Linked DNA regions of Mus musculus: regions 2 and 3 are each linked to region 1. A link is a loop called in an ENCODE intact Hi-C map of the cell type or tissue named here. Cell type or tissue: left cerebral cortex. All regions are shown on one strand.

Region 1 (8,000 bases):
CACAAAAAAATCAAAAACATATATGTCTCTTTGTTTCAGATGATCCTGGAGTCTCTCCACTCCACAACTTTCTCTAGAGATAACAGGAGGATGTAACTGAGGGTCACATTCCTCTGTGGCCTGAAAAGTTCTGTGTTAACCTCCCACTGCAGTTATTATCAGTTGTGTCCTTCTGTACCCAACATATGCCAGCATATGGGAAAACACTCATGGCCACCAGGTATCCCAGTAAAATGGCATATTTGACCTTCCAGCTGACTATGAGCACTTCATGAGAGAATGTTTCTTGACTGTGTCAGGGCTCCAGTCAGAAGTCAAGCATCAGCAAATGGTGCACACTCACGTTCCCTATGTCTCCATGTGCTTGGGATGGGATCCTTCCGCAGGCCTCATCTGTAACTCTCTATTGCAAGGCAATGTAATGTTCAACAGAACAGACAGACAAACCAATCCCTGTCCCTTGCTTACCAGCTCCTCCTCGTTGTCAAACCGAGCTAGTTGGGCCTCTTGTGCCATGCAGAAGGCCTGGGCAAATGTCCAGTTACGTGGGTATCCAGAAAAATAAAAACATTTATTTCCAACTCCAGTCCAGTTTTTTGAGCAAGCAGCATAGGTCTTGTTGATTATGATCTGTTCTGTCTTTTTTGCTAAAATGTAGAAAATACAATGAATCATGACAAACATACTTTCTCTCTCTTTTTGGCACACCCTCCTGAGCTCAGCTGTGAGGTCTGACTCTGATGGTAGCTTTCCTAACTGATCTGTAGGATTCCTCTCCTGAGCGAGATGTGCTTTTAACTAAAATCCTCCCACCTTGGGCCTGTGTCCCATTCTCTCTCAGGTGCTCACTGTCAGTAGGGCTCCCAGGGAGTGCACTTCTATAACAGCATTACTTTCTGAGCTTTGGATGACCGTTTACTACAGTGGGAATTGCTACAGCAGCAAGCACTCTGTAGGGACACCTACTGACACCCAGCCTGATAACTGAGATTGCTGTGAGAACTTTTGGGTAAGCAGTATATACGGTGCAGACATGTTGCACTAAAGGATGACTTCAAATACTTAAGAGGACAGTGCAAGATTGTATTGCACTATTCTGATATTGTGGTACTAAAATCCTATAAATTTCTTACTTCAGAAACTTTCCATTTAATACTTTGAAAATTCAGTTAAGCCTGGTAACTCAACTAGGTTATGGTGGGAGGCACTGTATCTTCCTGGCCATATTACTCTTCCCTGTCCTCACCTTTGAGGTTCCTACTTTGAAATTTCCTCTCTTTATTCTCTGCCTTGAACAGTTCCCCAAGGAGATTTATGTCCCTGACATCTCAGTTGAGAGCTTACTGAAAGTCATCTTCTCACAGATGCCAAGCCAAGACTCCTGTGTACACCACAGACTGTGTGTTCCTTCACTGCAACTTCCAGCTAGAACCTAAGTTCCCAGAGAACAGGAATTTCCAGTGTGATTTCTCCAGAGCCCTTCCCACAATGCCTGGGTCACAGTGGTCAGTAAGTATAACTGACCATGTGAATGTGGACGAAGTGTCACATAATTTGGAAAATAAGTCACTTACTTGACAAAGCAACAGAAAGAGCAATTACAGCTACAGTGAGGACCATGATCACTCCATAGCAGCAGTAAAGTTTAACAGGAGACACAGTGGAGATGATTCTGAAACATTTTCCTTGGACAATTTTACCTGAAAATATGAATATAAGAATGATAATTTTTAAGAATTTCTTAAGGAAAATAAAATAAATTCACCACAAAGCTTTACAATTGCCTATCAGTTCCTGAAAGGCTTCTGCCAACCCTTTTAGAGAAGGCCCTGGTCCACAAAGGATGTCCATGGTAGAAAGAAGTCTAGAGAGGATGGAAACAGAACTTCTGCCAGGGAGACTTCTGATCACTGAACTCAGGGTGAATAATGGAAGAGCAAAAATGGACGGAGTGGAGATCCCAGTGACATGCAAACAACAAAAATCTGGTTTTGGCTCCATAAAAAGCGCCCTGGCTAGAAGGAGTTGTAGAAACACTAGAAAATAAATTGATGTAATTAGATGTATTACAAAATAAGAAAAGAGGAAAAATTAGAAATATCTCAATAAACAACAAAAATATGTGGAAAATGGAAGTGAAAGGAACTTCTTCAACCCTACAAAATTCATCCATTAAAAACAAAGCAGTAAGTCCAACTTCAGTCAGCTGCACTCTCAATGGTGCCATTATGAATGTGTTCCCAGCAATCAGGAGCAAGAGTCAGATGTCTGCTCATTACTCCAGGTAGACTTTTCCCAGGAGGTGCTCGCCAGGACAAAGAAATAGGGTCAGGTGTCTGGAGAATGGCTCAGCTGTTAAGATCTCTTTCAGCTCTTCCAGAGGACTTGAATTGAAGGTAGCTTACAACATTGCACACCTCCAGTTCCAAGGGGTCCATTGCCCTCTTCTGGCTTCTGTACACACTGGGCATTCATGTTATGTACAAACCTGCAGGCAAACAGCCACATACATAAAATGAGTCTCTTAAAGAACGAAAGGAGGTTTATGCTTCTCAGAAACAGGTGAAAGTGTTTCTTTTCACAGATGACAGGGTTCTATCTACATAAAAATCCAAACAAATCTACAAAAGACCGTTGGATGTAAAAAAAAAAAAAAAAAATGAGTTTATAAAACTGCAGGACAGGGTGACAGCATGGTAAAATCAGTTGTATTGTCCTGTCAAGTGGAAATTAATATCTTAGACAGTAATGCCAAAAAAACATAAAATTACAAATCTAAAAATAGGATGTTCATAGTCAGCATAACAAAAACTACATGTAAATATATAAAGAAATAAAAAGGAAAGTTGGCTCAGTGGTTTCGAACATTTGTTGATCTTTCAGAGGACCTGGGTTAAATCTAGAACCAATATAAGAGCTCACAAGCCTCTGTAAATCCATATTCAGGAAGTCTGAGAACTTTCCTAACCTTGGTGGGCACTAGGAATGCACACAATCCATAGATATCTATGCAGGCGAAGCACTCGTACATGTTACATTTTTGAAATAAAGAAAGAAATCAAGGCAGCGCTAAACACATAATGAACTAGAACACTCCATATTGCTCATGTCAACAATTTCTGAACACACATATATGTGTAACATATTCCAGAGATGTAGTTGCCTTCAGAAAAAAAAAAATCATAGCACCAAGTTGTATGAGAAGTAATATGAAAATTAAAAAGAGTCAAAAATTAATAGTCAAAAATTATTCTGAGAATGAAGAGGTCAAAATCAGAAAGATCACAAGGCCTGACCTGATGTCTCATGTTCTCATGGGAACAGGAATGAAAGCCTGGTGCTAGCATCAGAGTAGACACTGAAACAACACAGCAGAAAACAGGACTCCACAATGAGGTCAAACACATGTGGGTGGTCAAGAGACACTTAACAGAGATGAACAGTCTTTAGACAGGGAAAAGATGGCATCACTCCCGTGTGTGCTACTGAAACAACCTTCTATCTGTCTCCTAAAAAAATAAATAAATAAATAAATAGGCATAAATTTCTACAGTCCATTTGTAGACATAGAGATCCAAGCACAAAACTTAATATCATAAAGTCATTTGATTTTTAGAAAAGTAAGGGAATGTTTGTGAACTTGTCTTGGGCAAAATCATCTTCGATTTAAGAGCAAAATCACTGTCTGCATAACAGGATGGTTATACATTGATGTGGATGTCCATGTTGAGGTAGAACTAACAACTTCTTAAGGCTAAATTTTACAGCTTCTACAAAGCTGTTTGTAAGTGTAAAATGTGATATGCTCCCATCCTACCCACATATTCCCATGCTGGAAAGGAATTCAAGTTGCAAGACATCTTTATGTGAATATTTGCAGCAGCTTTAAGGATCCCTGTGAAAATGACACATTTGTGACCATTAAAATATCCCCAAGCTGATGACAAGGTAAACCTCTCAACACAAGAAACAACTTGGAACACATGCCTGTGCTTGCCTTATCTCATGCCACTTTAACAGGCCAAATGTCCCAAGGGCTTCTTCCCCAAAGTGTCCCTAAACTAACCCGAAAGTAAGCTCATGCAAAGGTCAGAGAGCTACAGGAAGTCCCAGTTTCCTTTGTGAAGAGACCCCCAACTGCCACTATTCACTTCCTCCTATCACTTCTCTAGAAGTTTCCTGACAGCTTTTCACAACCTCTTTGCATAGTATTTGCTGGTGAGATTCTTAAAAATTTCTGAACTCAGAGCATGATTCTGTGTAGGCGATGCTATGGGTATGATCCCTCAGCATCTCACCAGCAGTGCATGTTTCTGACACACTACTGATTAGCACTGCACTGTGAGTGATGAGCAGAAGGCATTGCTGTGACAAGCTGAAAGAACTCTTGTGGGACTTCTCTGCTTCATGGACCCATTTTAAGTCATCTGGAAAGGTGACTACTCATGGCTGTGGCGGAGGAGTGGTGAGAGTGTCTGCAGCAGACAACGGGGAAACAGGTAGGGTAGGGGGTCTGTATATATTTTTAAAATGACTGTTTTAGTCTTATTTATTTTACATTTAAGAGTGCTTTGTCAGCTAAATGTAAGAATGTGTGAATGTAATGTATGTATGTATGTATGTAGTGTACTACATGCATGATTACTGTTAGAGGAATTTAGAAAATATATTGGATCCCTGGAATTGGAATTAGGGGTGGGTGTTGAGCCACCATATGTGTGCTGGGAGTGAAACCTCAGTCCTTAGCAAGAGCAATAAATGCTCTCAGTGGTTGAGCCAAGTCTCCAGCCCCTATGTATCTTAATGAAGAACACCTGATTATATGTTTTCAAAATTCACAGAAATGTATACCAAATGAATTAATTTTATTGAGTGCTAATTATAGTTTTTACAGAGTTTTCACTGACTTTAATCCTTGCATTTTGTGCATTTTCGCACACCTAAAATACCAGAAAGCTTCTATTACATTAACAAGGAGGGAAAGGAGCCTTAGGATTAGAAAGAAGGCTTTAAGCACTGAGCTTTTGCATTTTGGATCCACACAGAACTCCCAGCCTTAATTCTTTCTAGTTCTACAGAATATAAAATGATAGCATAATAAATTCGCCTGTGCTCATTTCCAGCCCCAGCACCTCTCAGCCATGTGCTGCTGGGAGCCCTCCTCAGCCCTCCTCACACTCCCTATAGAAAGGAAGTCTTGGGAGATTTCTAAACCCCTTCAGATTGTAAAGGAGTGGTTTGGTTTCATTGTGATTTCAGGTTCTGCACTGTGATTTCAAAAATCTTTCCAAATCGAAGAAAAGAGTGTAAACTCCTGTCTGCTTTTAGCTAACAAACCCCTCTACAACTGATGAACAATGTTGGCCTTTCAGTGCCTGACTAATTTGTCTCAGCATGTCACCCAGGTCCAGCCATGTTGTCACAAAAGACATCCTATCTTACTAGTACATAGTATTCCAGTATATATGGGAGTATGTATCACAGGTTTTCCACACTCATCCACTGATAGATGCTGATGTCTGTTTGGTTGGAGCCTCCGACTTGGCCCATACCCCACACCTCCCACCACCCCAGCCCTGGCACCCAAAGCCCAGTTCCACATTCATGGTAGCTGTAGCAACCTTGTCCCCAGCCTAGGTGACCACGCTGGGACTCAAGCCCAGCTTGTGGCAGACAGGTCATTTTCCTTCACCAACAATCTATAAAAACACCTTCCCTGCCATAGCCTGGGCAGGACTTCCACCTTGTGCCCTGAGACTGGTGACCTTGCCCTGGAACTGTTCTGAAATAAATATGCTTTTCTACTTTTAATTCAGCTCGAGTTGGCTTATTAAGTCATCAGAGAAGCCTACTAGTGTGTTCCATGTGCTGGCTATTGTAAACACACAAGCAAGTAAAAATATCTCTTACCAGGGGCTGTGGGGAGTAGAGACAGAACAGATAATAATTTCTTTAAAGTGATATCAGATCTGGTGTTCAAAGGCACAGTAGGATGAATACTGCTCACAATAACGTACCGTAATTCTAAAGCTAGCCCAAGGGGTTTTGAATATATTCACCATAATGAAACAAAGAGCAAGTTCGTTCATCTTACTGTGTCAATCAAAAACCACATCCTGCTCTGGCCTTGAACTGTTTGGATTTGCTCACTGGCAGGGGCACCAATGAGAGGAGAAAGGCTGCACAGACTTGTTTTAAGTAGCCAAGATTTGTTCTCAGGTCCGGAAGGTGATGAAAAAAGTCGCCATTTTAGAACCTCACCATTTTATTGCTCAGTCATGGACTCTCTTAAGGCCCTCTGGTGTTCATCTAGACTACTAGCCCTCAGAAGCACATGGCTTATCTGAGAAACAGTAGTATTACTCACGACCTTTCTCTTTGGGTATGAGTCAGAGGAGGTGAAAACATTAGAGAAGCTGCGGTGGCTTCTAGAGAGACCACTGTGAGACAGCAGATACAGTAACTTTCACCAAATTCAGTTGCTTTATGTCCCTTGGCCTGTGCTGTGAGGACCTGGCTGCCATTTTTAACCCATAGAAAAGTCTGAAGAACAAAGGAAATCTTTACTTTTCTAAGTTTTCCCAACACAACAGGTGCTATGGCTTACTGTGAGGAGTATGGGACTTGGTGGAACCTGGCTATAGCTCACAGTCAAAGGCAGCAGGCCAATCATACCTGCTACTCTGCCTCAAGAAGACCCTGTTTTACACTCTGGTTAAGGGTCTGTTTAAGGGACCAGGATAGCCGTGGAGGAGGGTACTTTAGGTGTGCACAGGATGGCATGGAGTAGGGCCCTAGGGTTGAAGGGAGGCATGGTTAGGTCTCCCTCTTCCTCGACCTGTCCCCCACCTCCCAGAACAGTATTTCCAATCATCTTAGCAGCTAGGCTGTCCACTCTGAAGGAGCTTGCCTGGTATCCTCAGGCTGCCACTAGGCCATTGATCTAACAACAATTGTGAACTCTGCTTTTCAAGAAATTTGATATTTTATTCCTAAACAAAAGTATTAAAGTGGGGGTAAAGTCATGGCTCAACAGGGAAGGGAGCTTGCTGCTCTTGCAGAGAGAGGACTTGGTTCATTCCCAGCACCCAGTGAACTAAAACTGTAGATGGATTTGTAGATGGGATAAATCTCCCACCCCCACCCTACTGGAAAAAAACTGATCCTTCCCTGATGCCACAAGAGTCATTTAAGGCCAGAAAGAGTATTACCTGATACCCGTGTCCTTGGGAAGAGAGAAATTCCAAAAGCTTGGAGGTTTGGGGAAGGGGGAGTGCTGTGGGAGCCTGAAAAGAAAGTTGTAGGTAGGTGTGGAGGAGGGGCACTTAAGGTGTGGGCTGGGTGGCAGGGTGGGCCAGAGCACCCCCAAGGTCCTCCAGTCAATCCTCCAGGAATCTGGGCACCTGCTTTGATTTACAAACTCAAAAGGTTGCACTCCTCCCAATCGTATTTAAGTAACATTGGCCATACCAGAAAGCACAGAGTGGCATCGGTACTTTCCGACCACAGCAGAGCTCCCACCGTCCACCCCACCCCAGCCTCAGCTGATCTATAGAGACCCACTATGGCAGGCTAACAGGAGCAAGATCCAGCTCCCCTGAGGAAGCCTCCCCCACTTTAGTTTAGTTAGCATTTCATTAAATACGTACAGTTTTTCTCCTGTCTCCAAGCAATCTGGCATGGGAGGCTCTGCACCACTATCTTCTTGCTGAAGCAATGAGCCCGCCCCTTTTTCCCCTCTGTCTTCCCTCTATATTTTGTGAGTTGTGGGCGGATTTTCACATCAGCTGACTTGATAAGCTGCCAGAGATTGGGTGCCTACCTAGATCTGGAACTGAAAAACTGCGGCGGGGTGGGGGGAGGGGGAGCATGTTATACTGTAAAAGAAATAAACAGAGTTGAGACATATTTTAGATTTCAAGGTACAAAAAGTAACTTTTTTGAAACAGGGTTTCTCTGTGTAGCCCTGGATATCCTGGAACTCACTCTGTAGACCAGGC
Region 2 (8,000 bases), 78 kb before region 1:
TAGCCTACAGGACTTCCGTCTTGTCCCCTGAGACCAGTGAACTTGCCCTGGAACTGTTCTGAAACAAATAGGCTTTTCTACTTTTAATTCAGCTCAAATTGGCTTATTCAGTCAGCAGAGAAGCCTGTTAGTGTGTTCCATGTGCTGGCTATTGTGAACACACAAGCAAGTAAAAATATCTCTTGCCAGAGGCTGGAGGGAAGTAGAGACAGAACAGATATTAATTTCTTCAAAGTGGTATCAAATTTGGTGTTCAAAGACACAGTAGGATGAATACTGCTCACAACAAGGTACCATATTTCTAAAGCTAGCCCAAGTGATTTTGAATATATTCACCATAATGAAACAAAGAGCAAGTTCGTTCATCTTACTGTGTCAATCAAAAACCACATCCTGCTCTGGCCTTGAACTATTTGGATTTGCTCACTGGCAGGGGCACCAATGAGAGGAGAAAAGGCTGCACAGGCCTGTTTTAAGTAGCCAAGATTTGTTCTCAGGTCCGGAAGGTGATGAAAAAAGTCGCCATTTTAGAACCTCACCATCTTATTGCTCAGTCATGGACTCTCTTAAGGCGCTCTAGTGTTCATCTAGACTACTTGCCCTCAGAAGCACATGGCTTATCTGAGAAACAGTAGTATTACTCATGACCTTTCTCTTTGGGTATCAGTCAGAGGAGGTGAAAACATTAGATACAGTAACTGTCACCAAATTCAGTTGCTTTATGTCCCTTGGCCTGTGCTGTGAGGACCTGGCTACCATTTTTAACCCATAGAAAAGTCTGAAGAACAAAGGAAATCTTTACTTTTCTAAGTTTTCCCAACACAGCAGGCGCTATGGCTTACTGTGAGGACTATGGGACTTGGTGGAACCTGGTGGAACCTCACAGTCAGAGGCAGCAAGCAGATCACACCTCAAGGAGACCCCATTCTACACTCTGTTTAAGGGTCTGTTTAAGGGACCAGGATAGCTGTGGAGGGGGGTACTTTAGGTGTGCACAGGATGGCATGGAGTAGGGCCCTAGGGTTGAAGGGAGGCATGGTTAGATCTCCCTCTTCCTCGGCCTGTCCCCCACCTCCCAGAACATTGTTTCCAATCATCATAGCAGCTAAGCTGTCCATTAAGAAGGAGCTTGTCTGGTTTCCCTAGGCTTCCACTAGGCCCGTGATCTAACAACAATTGTGAACTCTGCTTTTCAAGAAATTTGATATTTTATTCCTAAACAAAAGTATTAAAGTGGGGGTAAAGTTATGGCTCAACAGGGAAGGGAGCTTGCTGCTCTTGCAGAGAGAGAGGGCTTGGTTCATTCCCAGCACCCAGTGAACTAAAACTGTAGATGGATTTGTGGATGGGATAAATCTCCCACCCCCACCCTACTGGAAAACACCTGATCCTTCCCTGATGCCACAAGAGTCATTTAAGGCCAGAAAGAGTATATTGCCTGATACCAGTGTCCTCAGGAAGAGAGAAATTCTGAGAGCTTGGAGGTTTGGGGAAGGGGGAGTGCACCATGTGTTATGGGAGCCTGAAAGGAAAGTTGTAGGGAGGTGTGGAGGAGGGGCACTTTAGGTGTGGGCTGGGTGGCAAGGTGTGCCAGAGCAAGCCCAAGGTCCTCTAGTCAACCCTCCAGGAATCTGGGCACCTGCTTTGATTTACAAACTCAAAAGGACCACATCCTTCTGCAGTAGCAGGGATCTCAGGATCAAGTGTGAGTGCAGGCCCTCAAGTCAATGGGAGACACACAGACATTTCCCCAAAGGAGTATCTGAGGGTATCTCTAAATCTGCTGGTGGTGGGGGTGATGGCACGGGGCCTTGTTCAAACTTGACACCAACAACACCCACTTCTGCTACAGTTTACTTACAGCAATTGAGCACAGTAAATCCCAGCCTCTAGGCATGTTGGGAGCCATTTGTTTATAGCACTTTCTGTAAGTTAGTGGAGTCCAAACTGGAGAAACCCTGGAAAGAGGTACTAACAAATTCTCTGTTGGTTGCACTTTCCCCCAACACATTTAAGTAACACAGGCCATACCAGAAAGCACAGAGTGGCATGATTACTTTCCTACCACAGCAGAGCTCCTACCCTCTTACACGCGTTCGCGACCGGCCAGGAAAGACGCAACAAACCGGAATCTTCTGTGGCAAAAGATTCCTTACATCTTCAGGAGCCAGAGAGCAAGAGCTCTATTGCTTACATCTTTAGGAGCCAGAGCGCAAGAGTGCAAGAGAGAGAATGGCGAAAACCCGTCCCCTTTTAAGGAGAATTATCCTCCGCCTAGGACGTGTCACTCCCTGATTGGCTGCAGCCCATAGGCCGAGTTGTCGTCAAGGGGAAGGCAGAGCACATGGGGTGGAGAACTACCCTTGGCACATGCGCAGATTATTTGTTTACCACTTAGAACACAGGATGTCAGCGCCATCTTGCAATGGCGAATGTGAGGGCAGCCTCCCATACTACCCTCCACCCCACCCTAGCCTCAGCATATCTATAGAGACCCACTGTGGCAGGCTAACAGGAGCAAGATCCAGCTCCCCTGAGGAAGCCTCCCCCACTTTAGTTTAGTTAGCATTTCATTAAATACTTAGAGTTTTTCTCCTGTTTCCAAGCAATCTGGCATGGGAGGCTCTGCACCACTATCTTCTTGCTGAAGCAATGAGCTTCTGATGAATGAACAAACTTTTCGGACAGCGTGTGAGCTTGTGGTCAGATTTTCAAATCAGCTAACTTGGTAAGCTGCCAGTGATTGGGTGCCTACCTTCTAAGTAGGTCAGACCACACCCTCCCTTAGAACTAAAACACTGGGAAGGGATTAGAGAAGTCAGGAATACATGCTAGACTGCAAAGGAAAGAAACAGAGCTGAGAAATGTTTTAGATTTCGCAGGTACAAAAATGCTTTTTTTTTTTTTTTTGTGGAAGGCACTTTTATTGTGTGTGGTGCTAGGGATCAAATTCAGATCAAACTTGTACGTGAGAAGTGTGAAGTCTACCATTCAGCTGTGCCTTTGGACGCTGGTTCTATATAAACAGGGGATGGGGGGTTGGGGGTGGGGGCATCTCAAATACAACTCTATTCATTTCAGAAGATCACTAGCCATACTCAACCTTTCTCTACTTTGCCTGACTCCTTTCTTTTTGCCTCACCAAAACTTTACTGTTGTCAACAATTTCTTTTTTTATTATTAATTACTTTATTTATTTACATTTCAAATGTTGTTCCCCTTTTTGATCTCCCCTCCATGAACCTCTCACCTCATTCCACCTCTCCTTTGCCTATAAGAGGGTTCTCTCCCACCCACATACCCACTCCTTCCTTGCCCCTCTAGCATTCCTCTTCTCTGAGGCATCAAGCTGCCACAGGACCAAGTGCCTCCACTCCCACTGACACATGATGAATCACTCACTCTTCTGCTACAAATTAGCTGGAATCATGGACCCATCCATGTATACTCTTTGGTTGTTTGTTTAGTCCCTAGGAGCTCTTGGGGATCCAGTTGTTTGAGTCTGTTGTTCTTCCTAAGGGGTTGCAATACTCTTCAGCTCCTTCAGTCCTTCCCCGGACTCTTCCATCATGGTCTCTGGGCTCAGTCCAAAAGTTGACTGTGAGTATCTGCATCTGTCTTAGTCAGGTTCTAGCAGAGCCTCTCAGAGGACAGCCTTACCAGGCTCCTGTCTGCAAGCACATTTTAACATCAGTAATATAGTAGGGATTTGGTGTCTGCAGATGGAATAAATTCTAAGTTGGGGGGGGGGGAATTCTCTAGGTGGCCTTTCCTTCAGTCTCTGCTCCATTTTTTGACTCTGCATTTCCTTTAGATAGGAACAATTCTGGGTTAAAATTTTTGAGGGTGAGTGGCCCCATCCCTCAACTGGGGGGGCCATATCTATCTACTGGAGGTGGTCTCTACAGATTCTACCTCCCCACTGTTGGGCATTTCAGTTAATGCCATACCCATTGGGTCCTAGGAGCCCCTTGCATCCCTGGATCTGGCACTTTCTAGTGGTTTCTCCTCCTCCCTCCATTCCCCAACCCCACCCCCTGTGCCACATATTTCTATTCCTTCTGCCAGTCCTTTGGACTTCTCTCCTGTCTCTTCTCACACTTGATCCTGACCACCCCCTTTTTCCGTTTCTCTCCCCTCTACCACCCAGGTCCCTTTCTGTCTCTACCTCACATGATTATTTTTTTCCCCTCCTAAGTGAGATTGAACCTTCCACACTTTGGCCTCCTTCTTGTTAATCTTCGTATGGTCTGTGACTTGTATCATGGGTATTCTGAGCTTTTGGGCAAATAATCACTTATCAGGGAGTAGAGATGATGTATATCCTTTTGGGTCTGGGTTACCTCACTTGGGATATTTTCTAGGTCTATCCATTTGCTGCAAAATTCATGTAGCCCTTGTTTTTAATAACTGAATAGTATTCCATTGTGTAAATGTAACACATCTTCTGTATTCATTCTTCCATTGAGGGAGATCTGCATTGTTTCCAGCTTTTGATTATTATAAAAAAGGCTATTATGAACATAGCTCAGCAAATGTCTTTGTGGGATAATGGAGCATCTCTTGGATATATGACCAGGAGTTGTGTAGCTAGTTATTCAGGAATACTTATTTCCAATTTTCTGAGTAGCTGGCAGATTGATTTCCAAAATGGTTGCATCAGCTTGCAGTCCCACAAGCAATGGAGGAGAGTTCCTCTTTCTCACTTCCTCACCAGCAACTGCAGTCACCTGAGTTGTTTTATCTTAACCATTTTGGCTGGTATGAAGTAGAATCTCAGTGTTCTTTTGATTTACATTGCCATGATAACTAAGGATGTTGAACATTTTTGTAGGTACTTCTCAGCCATTCAAGATTCCTCAGTTGATAATTCTTTGTTTAGCTCTGTACCCCATTTTTTCACTGGGTTGCTTAATTTTCTGGAGTCTAATTTCTTGAGTTCTTTGCATATCTAAGATATTAGTCCTCTACCATATGTAGGGTTGGTAAAGATGTTTCCCCAATCTGTAGGGTGTCATTTTGTCCTGTTGAGAGTGTCCTTTGCCTTACAGAAGCTTTCCAGTTTCATGAGGTCCCATTTGCCAATTGCTAATTTAGAGCCTCAGCCATTTCTGTTGTGTTCAGGAAATTTTCCCTGTGCCAAAATGTTCTAGGCTATTTCCCACTTTCTCTTCTATTAGATTTAGTGTTCCTAATTTTATGTTGAGGTCCTTGATCTGCTTAGACTTCAGCTTTGTACAAGGAGATAAAAATGGATCAATTTGAATTCCTCTACATACAGACCATGACCATTTGTTGAAAATGCTTACTTTTAGCTGGGCATGGTGGTGGAAGCCTTTAATCCCAGCACACGGGAGGCAGAGGGAGGCAGATTTCTGAGTTCGAGTCTACCCTGGTCTACACCATGAGTTCCATGACAGCCAGGACTATAAAGAGAAACCCTGTCCAAAAAACCAAAAAAAGAAAGAAAGAAAAAAAACAGATTATCCATTCTGTAGAGGAAGAATATTGATTTGTCTGAGTTAATTTTATTTCAGACACTTATCTGAAGTTGTTTATCAGATGTAGGAGTTCTCTGTTAGAATTTTGGTGATCAACTATGCATACTATCATATCATCAGCAAATAGCGATACCTTGACTTCTTCCTTTCTCATTTGTAACCCTTTGACATCCTTTTGTTGTCTAATTGCTCTAGCTAAAACTTCAACTGCTGTATTGAATAGATGTGGAGAGAGTGAGCAGCCTTGTCTTGTCCCTGATTATAAGTGAGATTGCTTCATGTTTCTCTACATTTAACCTGATGTTGACCATTGTTCTGCTGTATAATGCTTTTATGATGTTTAGGTGTGTGCCTTTAATTCGTGATCTTTCCAATAATTTTAACATGAAGGGGTGTTGTATTTTGCCAAAGGCTTTTTCAGCATGTAATCAGATGATTATATGATATTTTTTGACTTTGTTTATATAGTGGATTATGTTGATGGATTTTGGAATATTGAACCATCCCTGCATCCATGGGATAAAGCCTACTTGGTCGTGTTGAATGATCCTTTGGATGTGTTCTTGTGTTGCAATAAATCTCTACCCCAATAAGCCTGTGCAAAACCCACACAACTCAGTTACAATATTTATAAGGTGTGTGGATAGATTGGGTAGATATAGAGCTACATTAATTTGTTCCCCAGCTATGAGATTCCTTGTACCAGCGGCTTCTCCAAGCCATGTGATTCTGATTCATCTTCCTCTAACCGCCTCTCCTCCATCCTTCTTCCTCTACTCTCTAAAAGCCCCAGCCTCACATTTCCCTTCCACTGACCAATCATAGGCTTTAGCCTTTATTTTACAAGTTAAAATGGGGAGAATGGTCACATGAAATCACTTGAGTATGTGATCCACTCATTTTCAAGGTAGCCCCTCTTAAGAAAGCAGAATTAACATCAGAGTACAAACTGCCCCAGGGCAACCCACAACATTCCTCCTTTTTGTCCAATTAAAAGACTTTTTTCTCTCAGGTATAAATTGATCTCAATCATCCCAGTCATGCAAATTATGAAGAATAAGATACACTTAACACCCAGGCCATCATATGTGTCAATTTAGATAAAGCACTCTACCACCAATCCTAACTTAAAGAACTTGCAAATCTCTACCTGAATTGTGTTCTGGTTTTAGCTTCTTTCACCATCTGAAAACCATCCTCTCAAATCTATATCATCTATCTCAATACAAAACAACTTGCCTGTACTATGAAACTATAACTTATCTTCAACCCCCAGAAGAATCCATGAACAAATTAAACATCACAAAAAATAACTTCCAAAACTTAACCAATTTGTAGAGACAGCTAACTAACCTGGACCGTCACTCATTCCTCAAAATGTTAGAGCATCAGTCTTCAGCCTTCTGGCCAGGATTATCTGACAGACCTTTGTAAAGCAGAATTATAAAGAACTGCTTACCCTGTCTTGACAGAGTTATCAGTCAAAAATTCCACATAGTGTGTCCTTTTCCTGGACAGTATTTTTGTCTATAGATGAATTGGGGCAAATCTTACCAGAGTCTATCTGGCCACAACTGGAGAAACCCCACTGATGCTCAATTTCTTCTTTGAACGAAGAAGGGGGTGCTCTCAGGAGAAGACATGTCTCTACTCAAATGATCTTTAATAATGAAATGGCCTTAAATGTCATATTCTGTGGACTTCTGATGCTTTTGAAGACTATCTATGTCAAGTACAGCTGAACTGTTAAATCCTAACTATTCTTAGTCATTTCTAATTGAGTAACTCATAATCAAATCAGAATATAATGTAACTATGAGTTTACTATTTGGCCTTTAACTTGCATTACTCAATCATCCTAGGCAGTTTGTAATGTCAGTTATTAGAAGGACTGCATCTAAGCATTATAGTCGACATAAGTTGCATAGACACAATGCCTGTCAGAGAGTAAGCACATTAATTTCAAACTTTGCATCAATATAAAAAATTCACAATAAAGAAAACCTTAGATCTATATCAATCTATAAATTGTGTACCAATGTAAATGTATAACTTTAATTTGCATCAATTACAAAAACTTCAACCAATGTAAGATGTGGCTATTCGTTGTTTTGTCTAAGACTAAATTTGATTACATATCCCTATTTGCCTACTCCTTTAATTTCTATGATACTACTATATCTGGCTTTTTCTCTTCTACTCCTCTTTACTTTACCTAAGACGGAAGGATAGATAAGAGGAAAGGAAAGGTAGAAATCCCTGAGTCTAAGCTCTCTAGTTTCCTCCCTGTCCAAAGCTACAACATTAGCAAATTATCCCTTAAAATGACAACATATCTCCAATTCATAAAATAACCAGAACCATCCACCCCAACCTAAAGGACTGGGACAACAATCTTCTTTTGCTTTCTTTTAGCTGAATTGGGGTAAAGAATTCCCTTCTGGGTGCCCAAAGGGAAATAGGAAAATTGGTTTTGTCACAGGAAGGCTAGTTGGCATC
Region 3 (8,000 bases), 290 kb before region 1:
AACAAAGAAGTGGGCATCTGCTGACATGGGGGCCGAAGTCAGGCACCAGGCAGCGGGCACTCTGGAGCTTATCTCTGGAACATTGATCCTCCTTGACAGCCTTGGGGGTCAGGCTGGGCTCAGGCGTAACTCATGTCCTTGGATGGCATGGGAACTCAGGAAGAGATAGGGAAGAGGGGACTATATTTCAGTTTTAACAGCCTCAGGTGCCAAGAAAGGAATAGGGAGGAAGGGGGGTGATAACCAGCTCTTAGTACAAGGCCATTTGGCCTGTTAGGGAGATTGTGAAGGGCTCACTTTCTAATGGGATAGTCTCTGACAACATAGAAAACATTGACACAACAGTCAGAGAAAATGCAAAATACAAAAAGCTTCTAACTAAAAACATCCAGGAAATCCAGGACACAATAAGAAGACAAAACCTTAGGATAATAGGTATAGAAGAGAGAAAAGATTCCCAAATCAAAGGGCAAGTAAATATCTTCAACAAAATTATAGAAGAAAACTTTCCAACCCTAAAGAAAGAGATGCCATGAACATACAAGAAGCCTACAGAACTCCAAATAGACTGGCCCAGAAAAGAATTTCCTCCTGTCACATAATAATCAAAAGACAAAATGCACTAAACAAAGAAAGAATATAAAAAGGAGTAAGGTAAAAAGGTCAAGTAATATACAAAGGCAGACCTATCAGGATTACACCAGACTTCTCATCAGAGACTATGAAAGCTAGAAGATCCTGGGCAGATGTCATACAGACCCTAAGAGAACACAAATGCCAGCCCAGGCTACTATACCCAGCAAAACTCTTAATTACCATAAATGGAGAAACCAAGATATTCCATGACAAAACAAAATTTACACAATATCTTTCCACAAATCCAGCCCTACAAAGGATGGAAAACACCAACACAGGGAGGGAAACTACACCCTAGTAAAAGCAAGAAAGTAATCTTTCAACAAGCCCAAAAGAAGATAGCCACACAAACATAACAACGAAAAGAACAGGCAGTAACAATCACTTTTCCTTAATATCTCTTAATATCAATGAACTCAATTCCCCAATAAAAAGACATAGACTAACAGACTGGACATGTAAATAGACTCAGCATTTTGATGCATACAGGAAACTCTTCTCAGTGACAAAGACAGACACTACCTCAGAGTAAAAGGTTGCAAAACAATTTTCCAAGCAAATGGCCCCAAGAAACAAGATGGAGTAGCCATTCTAATATCGAATGAAATCGACTGTGAGTTTGAGGCCAGCCTATTCCACATAGTAAGACTGTCTCAAAAGGAAAAAGAAGAAAGAAAAAGAAAGAGAGAGAGAAAGAGAGAGAGAGAGAGAGAGAGAGGGAGGGAGGGAGGGAGGGAGGGAGGGAGGGAGGAAGGAAGGAAGGAAGGAAGGAAGGAAGGAAGGAAGGAAGGAAGGAAGGAAGGAAGGAAATTTTTCTATATACTGTTATGATTCATTAAACTAGTGATAAATTCATACACACACACACACAGAGAGAGAGAGAGAGAGAGAGAGAGAGAGAGAGAGAGAGAGAGAGAGAGAAAGAGAGAGACTGTTTTGAACAGCTCACTGACATCTTGGAGATAGATCCCTTAGAAGGGCCAATGCTCATGAAAAGTTGCTGTTCCTTTCAGCATTATTTCCAGAGAGCAATGGAAGGAAATTTACCATGTATTTAATATAAATATCAGATAGGGACACTGGCAAAACATTTCCCTGAGTAATTTGAATCATAGGAATTAATATTAGTACACCTATTTCTTTGAGTCTACTGTGTACAATATTACTGGGTTAGCTAAGTTCATAGGCCTATCACATTTCTTCTGTAAATTAAGAGCAAACAATCTAATGGTATAAAACATTTATTTCTCTGAACCATCCCAGGGAACACAGTCTACCTTTCTATTGGATGTAGGAAGTAAAATGAATTAGAAGTAAAGAGTGTTATTAGGACTAATGGGGGGGGGCTGAGAAAGTCATTTTCAGAGTGAAATATGCTTTCATTCACCTAATAAATAATAAAGCCTGGCTTTAAAATAAAGACAATACATTACTCAAAATGTATATGTGGTTAGAGGCATTAGACCTGATTCACCCATATGGGAGCCACAACTGCCTGTCACTCCAGTTTCAAAGGATGTGGCACCCTTACATAGACACACATGCAGGCATAGTATCGACGCATATTTAAAAATGTTCTTGGTCTTTAATAATAAGAAGCAGAATGGCTGGTGTGGTGATACACACCTGTGACCCCAGCTACTTAAGGAGGGTCACAGATTTAGGCAAGAGCTTATTAAAAAAAAGTTACAAAAACTGCAGGGATACATGCTACTTTTGCAAAGCTTGATCAGCAGTGCCAATAAAAGGGAGACAAGAAGGCTGGAAAGATGGCTCAGCAGTTAGGGGCACTTGCTCTTGCTCCATTTCCAGCATCCACATCACCACTCACAGTAAGCAGGGAGCTGATTCCTTCTGGTCCTGTCTGATCTCTGTCTGAGCTGTCTCTGCGTTGTCTGCTCAGCACAGGTGGGGTAAATATATACGAACATACAAGCAATAAGCATAAATGAAGTCCGTACAAATGTAGTATTTTGGTTTTATTTTTTTATTAATTTCCCTCCCCTCCCCTCCCCCAATCATGTCCCTCTCCCCTTCCCTTCCCCCATTTCTCCATCTCTTTCTCCTCAGCGACCTGGTCTTTAAAAAGACCAAGAGGGAGAAGAAAGGATGAAGAGTTCAAGAGAGGCTTTTTAGCCTGTTATTTCGTCCTTTTTGGGACTCATCAGTGTGGGGTAGCTAACTCTCCTATGTCCCTCATGCTTTAAATTGCAGAGTATAAAGTACAGTGTAGCTGTTTTCATACACCTCAGAAGATCTCATTACGGATGTTTGTGAGCCACCATGTGGTTGCTCAGATGTGAACTCAGGACCTTCGGAAGAGTAGTCAGTGATTTTAACCACTGAACAATCTCTGCATGAAATGAAATGATGGTTTTCATTTCTGATGTTAAGAAATATTCTCTATCTGGTTTGATAGCACTTTGGGACCATAGGGGAAAGAGTAGCACCCACAGATAACAGGCTAAAAAGCGTCTCTTGGTAAATGCTAGGAAGGAAAAAAAGGAGTTTGGCAGTGGAGGCTATAGCTGTTGAGCTTGCTACAGATCCACATCCGAAGTGAATAGATCCTGGTACTGCTGATCCCGTTGTTGTTCAGGTAGGCAAATCTTTCCTCTCCCCGGATGGGAATCCTGAAAAGAAACCAAAAACAGTAAGCCTGCAGAACCCAGAACTGCATTTGCTCCTGCAATGAAATCTCACCAGTCTCCACTGATTTTTGGTAATATGAATCAAAAAGTCCCTGAGGAATCACCTGCATTAGTTTTACACCTACTGTCTCATATTCTCAGGATTTGTACACCACTCCTTTGTCATTTGTCCATGGTGAATCCTGTAATGTGTGTACAAGGCATTGGGCTGGTGCTCGCTGCCATGTTCAAATGAACTGCAGCCATGAGTGACCCGACTAAGGGTGATTTTCAATTCTGTTTTTAGGCATTTTATATATGGGGACGCCCACTTCTTAATAAATGGCTCTAAGGGCTTCAGTGATGGATGTGACTGAGTCTGTGATTTACCATCCCAGGAAAACAGCTCAAACCCAAGAACTGTTTTGGGAGCTCAGTGATGATGAGACTTTAGAGGAGGTTCCAAATGTACTTAGAGTCTCTGCTTTCCTGAACAGGTGCAGACATGCAAATAGTGGAAAGCTGAATCTCAGGCTTGCAGATACTGCAGTGGCTTTCTGGGATTCCAGAGCCCCCACTGCCCATCTAAGGCTCTGTCTATATCCCTCACAGGACATTTATCAACAACAGAAATGTTTAAGTTGGAGCCAGAGCAAACAATAGCTACTCCCAGACACCATCATTAGAGTAAAGATTTTGAGTAAAACAACACTAAGTGGAAGTTTTGAAAATGACGGCCAATAAACAGGAAAACCTCCGAAGCATTTAAGTTTGTGGGAATGTGGAGTTTTCTGGGGATTGGCTGTTGCATGTAAACACAATCTCTACCTCTGAGCCACACCTCCATGCAAGGGTTCATTTTCTTTTTTCTTCCTTCCCAGTACAATTGGCTTCACATGACACTGCCTTTCATCTCCCATAGCCACAACTCACACATATCACAACACATGAACATAATAGAAGGAAAAACTTTGTGAAAACATACGTGTTGTTATACTCAGTGTTGTCTGTCCACTTCCAAGGGTGCTCTGACGACTCTCTGTGCAGGCCAATCCAGGAATCAAAATTCGCCTTGTATCTCATTAGGAAATTCTGTCATAAAACACAAAAACCAAGAATACATGTGTCTCTTTGTTTCAGATGATCCTGGAATCTCTCCACTCCACAGATTCCTCTAGAGATAACAGGAGGGTGTAACTGAGGGTCACATTACTCAGTTCTGGGTTAACCTCCCATTGCAGTTATTAACAGTTGCTTCCTTCTGTACACAACAAGTGCCAGCATATGGGAAAACACTGATGACCACCAGGTATCCAGTAAAATGGCATATCTGACCTTCCAACTGACTATGAACACTTCATGAGAGAAAGTTTCTTGACTGTCTCAGGGCTCCAGTCAGAAGTCAAGCATCAGCAAATGGCACACACTCACATTCCCTATGTCTCCATGTGCTTGGGATGGGATCCTTCCTCAGGCCTCATCTGTAACTCTCTATCTCAAGGCAATATAATATTCAACAGAACAGACAGACAAACCAATCCCTGCCCATTGCTTACCAGCTCATCCTGGTTGTCAAACCGAGCTAGTTGGGCCTCTTGTGCCATGCAGAAGGCCTGGGCGAATGTCCAGTTACTTGGGTATTCAGAAAAATAAAAACATTTATTTTCAACTCCAATCCAGTTTTGCGGGCAAGCAGCATAGGTCTTGTTGACTGGGATCTGTTCTGTCTTTGTTGCTAAAATGTAGAGAATACAATGGATCATGGCAAGCAGGTCTTCTCTCGTTTTGGCACACCCTCCTGAGCTCAGCTGTGAGGTGTGAATCTGATGATAGCTTTCCTAACTGATCTGATGGGCCTTTAACTAAAGGCCTCCCACCGTGGGCCTGTGTCCCATTCTCTCTCAGGTGCTCACTGTCAGTAGGGCTCCCAGGAAGTGCACTTCTATAACACTATATCACTTCTATATCACTTTCTGAGCTTTTGGATGACCATTGACTACAGTAGGGATTGCTACAGCAGCAAGCACTCTGTAGGGACACCTACTGACACCCAGCCTGATAATTGAGATTGCTGTGAGAACTTTTGTGTAGGTAGTATATACGGTGCAGACACATTGCACTAAAGGATGACTTCAAATACTTAAGAGGACAGTGCAAGATTGTATTGCACTATTCTGATATTGTGGTACTAAAATCCTATAAATTTCTTACTTCAGAAACTTTCCATTTAATACTTTGAAAATTCAGTTTAGCCTGGTAACTAAACTAGGTCATGGTGGGAGGCACTGTATCTTCCTGGCCATATTACTCTTCCCTGTCCTCACCTTTGAGGTTCCTACTTTGAAATTTCCTCTCTTTATTCTCTGCCTTGAACAGTTCCCCAAGGAGATTTATGTCCCTGACATCTCAGTTGAGAGCTTATTGAATGTCATCTTCTCACAGATGCCAAGCCAAGACTCCTGTGTACACCACAGACTGTGTGTTCCTTCACTGCACCTTCCAGCTAGAACCTAAGTTCCCAGAGAACAGGAATTTCCAGTGTGATTTCTCCAGAGCCCTTCCCACAATGCCTGGGTCACAGTGGTCAGTAAGTATAACTGACCTTGTGAATGTGGACAAAGTGTCACATAATTTGGAGAATAAGTCACTTACCTGACAAAGCAACAGAAAGAGCAATTACAGCTACAGTGAGGACCATGATCACTCCATAGTAGCAGTAAAGCTTAGCACAAGACTCAGGGGAGATGGTTCCGTGCCTTTTTCCTTGGAGAATTTTACCTGAAAATATAAATATGAGAACACCAATCTCAAAAAACATTTAAAGAAAAAGAATTATCTGTAGATTTGGCTTGTATTCACCCATTGCAAACCCCTTCACAGAAGGTCCTGGTTTATAAATGATGTCTAATGCTCACAGAAGACTAGATGAAAGGGAAACATGGAGTCTTCCAGTCATTGAACAAAGGGCCAATGAAGAAACAAGAAACAGAAAGAGTGAAGATCAGGCTGAAAGCAAACAACATCCAAGCTATTCATAGATTTTGCTCCCTAAGAATAGACTGGCTAGGACTGAGAATAACACTGAGTGCCAAGGATGGGGACAGACTGGGATCAGCAGGAGGCTGCAGAGATGGCTGAGGAGTTAAGATCAATTGTTGCTCTTCTAGAGGACAGGAGTTAGCTCCTAAATCTCAGCTCCTAAAGGGGCACCTCATAACCACCTGTGTAACTCCTGCTCCAGTCAACGAGACAAACAGGTTGGTACACTTTTATATTTCCAGTGCTAGGGAGGCAGAAGCTGGAGTCAGGAGTACAAGACTAGCCTTGGCTACATTAGAAGTTTGAACTCAACCTGGACTATGTAAGGATCAGTCTCAGAGAACCTAGTCAGTAAATAAATTAATAAAGGCACATAAATGTAATAGAACACACTGACATAACTAATGGATAAAAATATGGGAGCATTTTAACAAGCTTACCAAAATCATGTGAAAAAAATAATATTAGTCTAAAATAACAAGAACTCTTAACAAGTTAGGAATTAAAGGAACACATTTATGGTTATTGGGCATTTCAAAAACTCAGAATGGTAATTTTATTTATTTAGAGTTCTACACCAGCATTTCTTATATGATATTAAGAGTAAGATTTACAGATAATCCTCTGTGTTTACACCAGTATAATTCTGATACTGTCTGTTTCCTTCTAATATGTAAACAGGAATTTTGCTGTATACACACAGATCTCCTTCTAAATTCGAATGTGTTCCATAGCACAATTTGAACATAACTTTCCTGTCTTTATTTAAAAGTAATGTTGGAAATGATCTCTCAAAAAACCCAAAGAAATGAAGTATTGCTGGCCTGGTTTTTAGCTTACTTAAAAACTGTTTCAATGATAAAACAAGCTACTGCTTCAAAGGAGTGAAGTTGTGTAATGCCTGCAGCTAGTTATACAACAGCTGCACTTGAGACAGGAGCTCCACATTCACAAGACAGGCTTCAAAATGCCTGCAGCTAGCTATGCAACAGCTGCACTTGAGACAGAAGCTCCACATTCTCAGGAAATGTTTCCAATGGCTAAATATTTGTGTATTTGATTTTAAAAAGTCAACCCTGCTGAGGCAGAGGGAGCAGGAGTTCCAGGCCAGCTTGGGGTAAAGTATGAGACTTTGCCAAAGAATCAATCAATCAATCAATCAGTCAGTCAGTCATCATCATCCTCAGTAATAATAATTTATTATAATTTATTATTATTATTATTATTATTATTATTTCAGAATACTTGGTTTAAGTGATAAACATTAGCATTTGTTGGGAATTTTGTATTTTGATAGATGTCAATCTTACTTTCTCAAAATTCAGTAGTCTTTCCACAAATTAAAAAAAAAAAAATTAATGTGAAGAAACAGGAATGAGGGGGAAAAGGAAAATAAAGGAACACAATATAATGGAGCATAGACAGTTTGAAACACAAGAAACACAATTTTGCTTCCTTTCTGAAGAATTAAGTAGGAAACCCCATTATATTCTTTTTCTGTAACTTATCAAGAGCTCAAAACAGAAAGGATTTGGTCCTGAGTAGGTTCAGCGCCCCCCACCCCCACCCCACCCCAAGCCACCCCCTTACAATTCTATTTTAATTACAATGGATCTGCAAAACACAAGCTCCAAGCTTCCCAGGCAACTTCTGCCACTATGCACATTGCAAAGCTGTTGTCTGAGTTTCCTTCAC

What was found. A loop is a pair of places that touch in the nucleus more often than their neighbours do. Peaks named below come from ENCODE experiments on the same cell type or tissue, not always from the same donor. Only the 100,000 strongest peaks of a DNase experiment are listed, where the experiment ranks them.
Region 2: a loop joins it to region 1, with 5 times the contacts of the local background. A loop is called at or near these places in 20 of 42 quality-filtered maps.
Region 3: a loop joins it to region 1, with 20 times the contacts of the local background. A loop is called at or near these places in 11 of 42 quality-filtered maps.

The regions. Positions count from the first base shown.
Region 1 is chr6:128,887,316-128,895,315 of GRCm38, reverse strand. BC035044 (cDNA sequence BC035044) reads left to right here and starts at 4,192. Exons shown (of 3, transcript NM_001254946.1): 1 at 4,192-4,499. The coding sequence starts at 4,349. Clec2i (C-type lectin domain family 2, member i) reads right to left here and starts at 7,729. Exons shown (of 6, transcript NM_020257.2): 1 at 7,650-7,729; 2 at 2,418-2,488; 3 at 1,575-1,700; 4 at 469-647. The coding sequence starts at 7,681. In left cerebral cortex, no CTCF peak of the experiment used is centred here; DNase peaks (open chromatin) are centred at 4,009 and 7,761.
Region 2 is chr6:128,965,389-128,973,388 of GRCm38, reverse strand. The region is part of intron 2 of Clec2g (C-type lectin domain family 2, member g); the gene reads right to left. The region is part of intron 1 of Gm15987 (predicted gene 15987); the gene reads left to right. Among named protein-coding and RNA genes, the nearest start is that of Mir7649, 5.5 kb to the left of the region's middle. In left cerebral cortex, no CTCF peak of the experiment used is centred here; DNase peaks (open chromatin) are centred at 2,650 and 3,402.
Region 3 is chr6:129,181,136-129,189,135 of GRCm38, reverse strand. It overlaps Clec2d (C-type lectin domain family 2, member d), which reads right to left. Exons shown (of 5, transcript NM_053109.3): 2 at 5,919-6,044; 3 at 4,823-5,001; 4 at 4,252-4,358; 5 at 2,601-3,269. The coding sequence ends at 3,125. Among named protein-coding and RNA genes, the nearest start is that of Clec2d, 4.5 kb to the right of the region's middle. In left cerebral cortex, no CTCF peak of the experiment used is centred here; a DNase peak (open chromatin) is centred at 7,241; H3K4me3 peaks cover 1,782 bases; H3K27ac peaks cover 1,323 bases.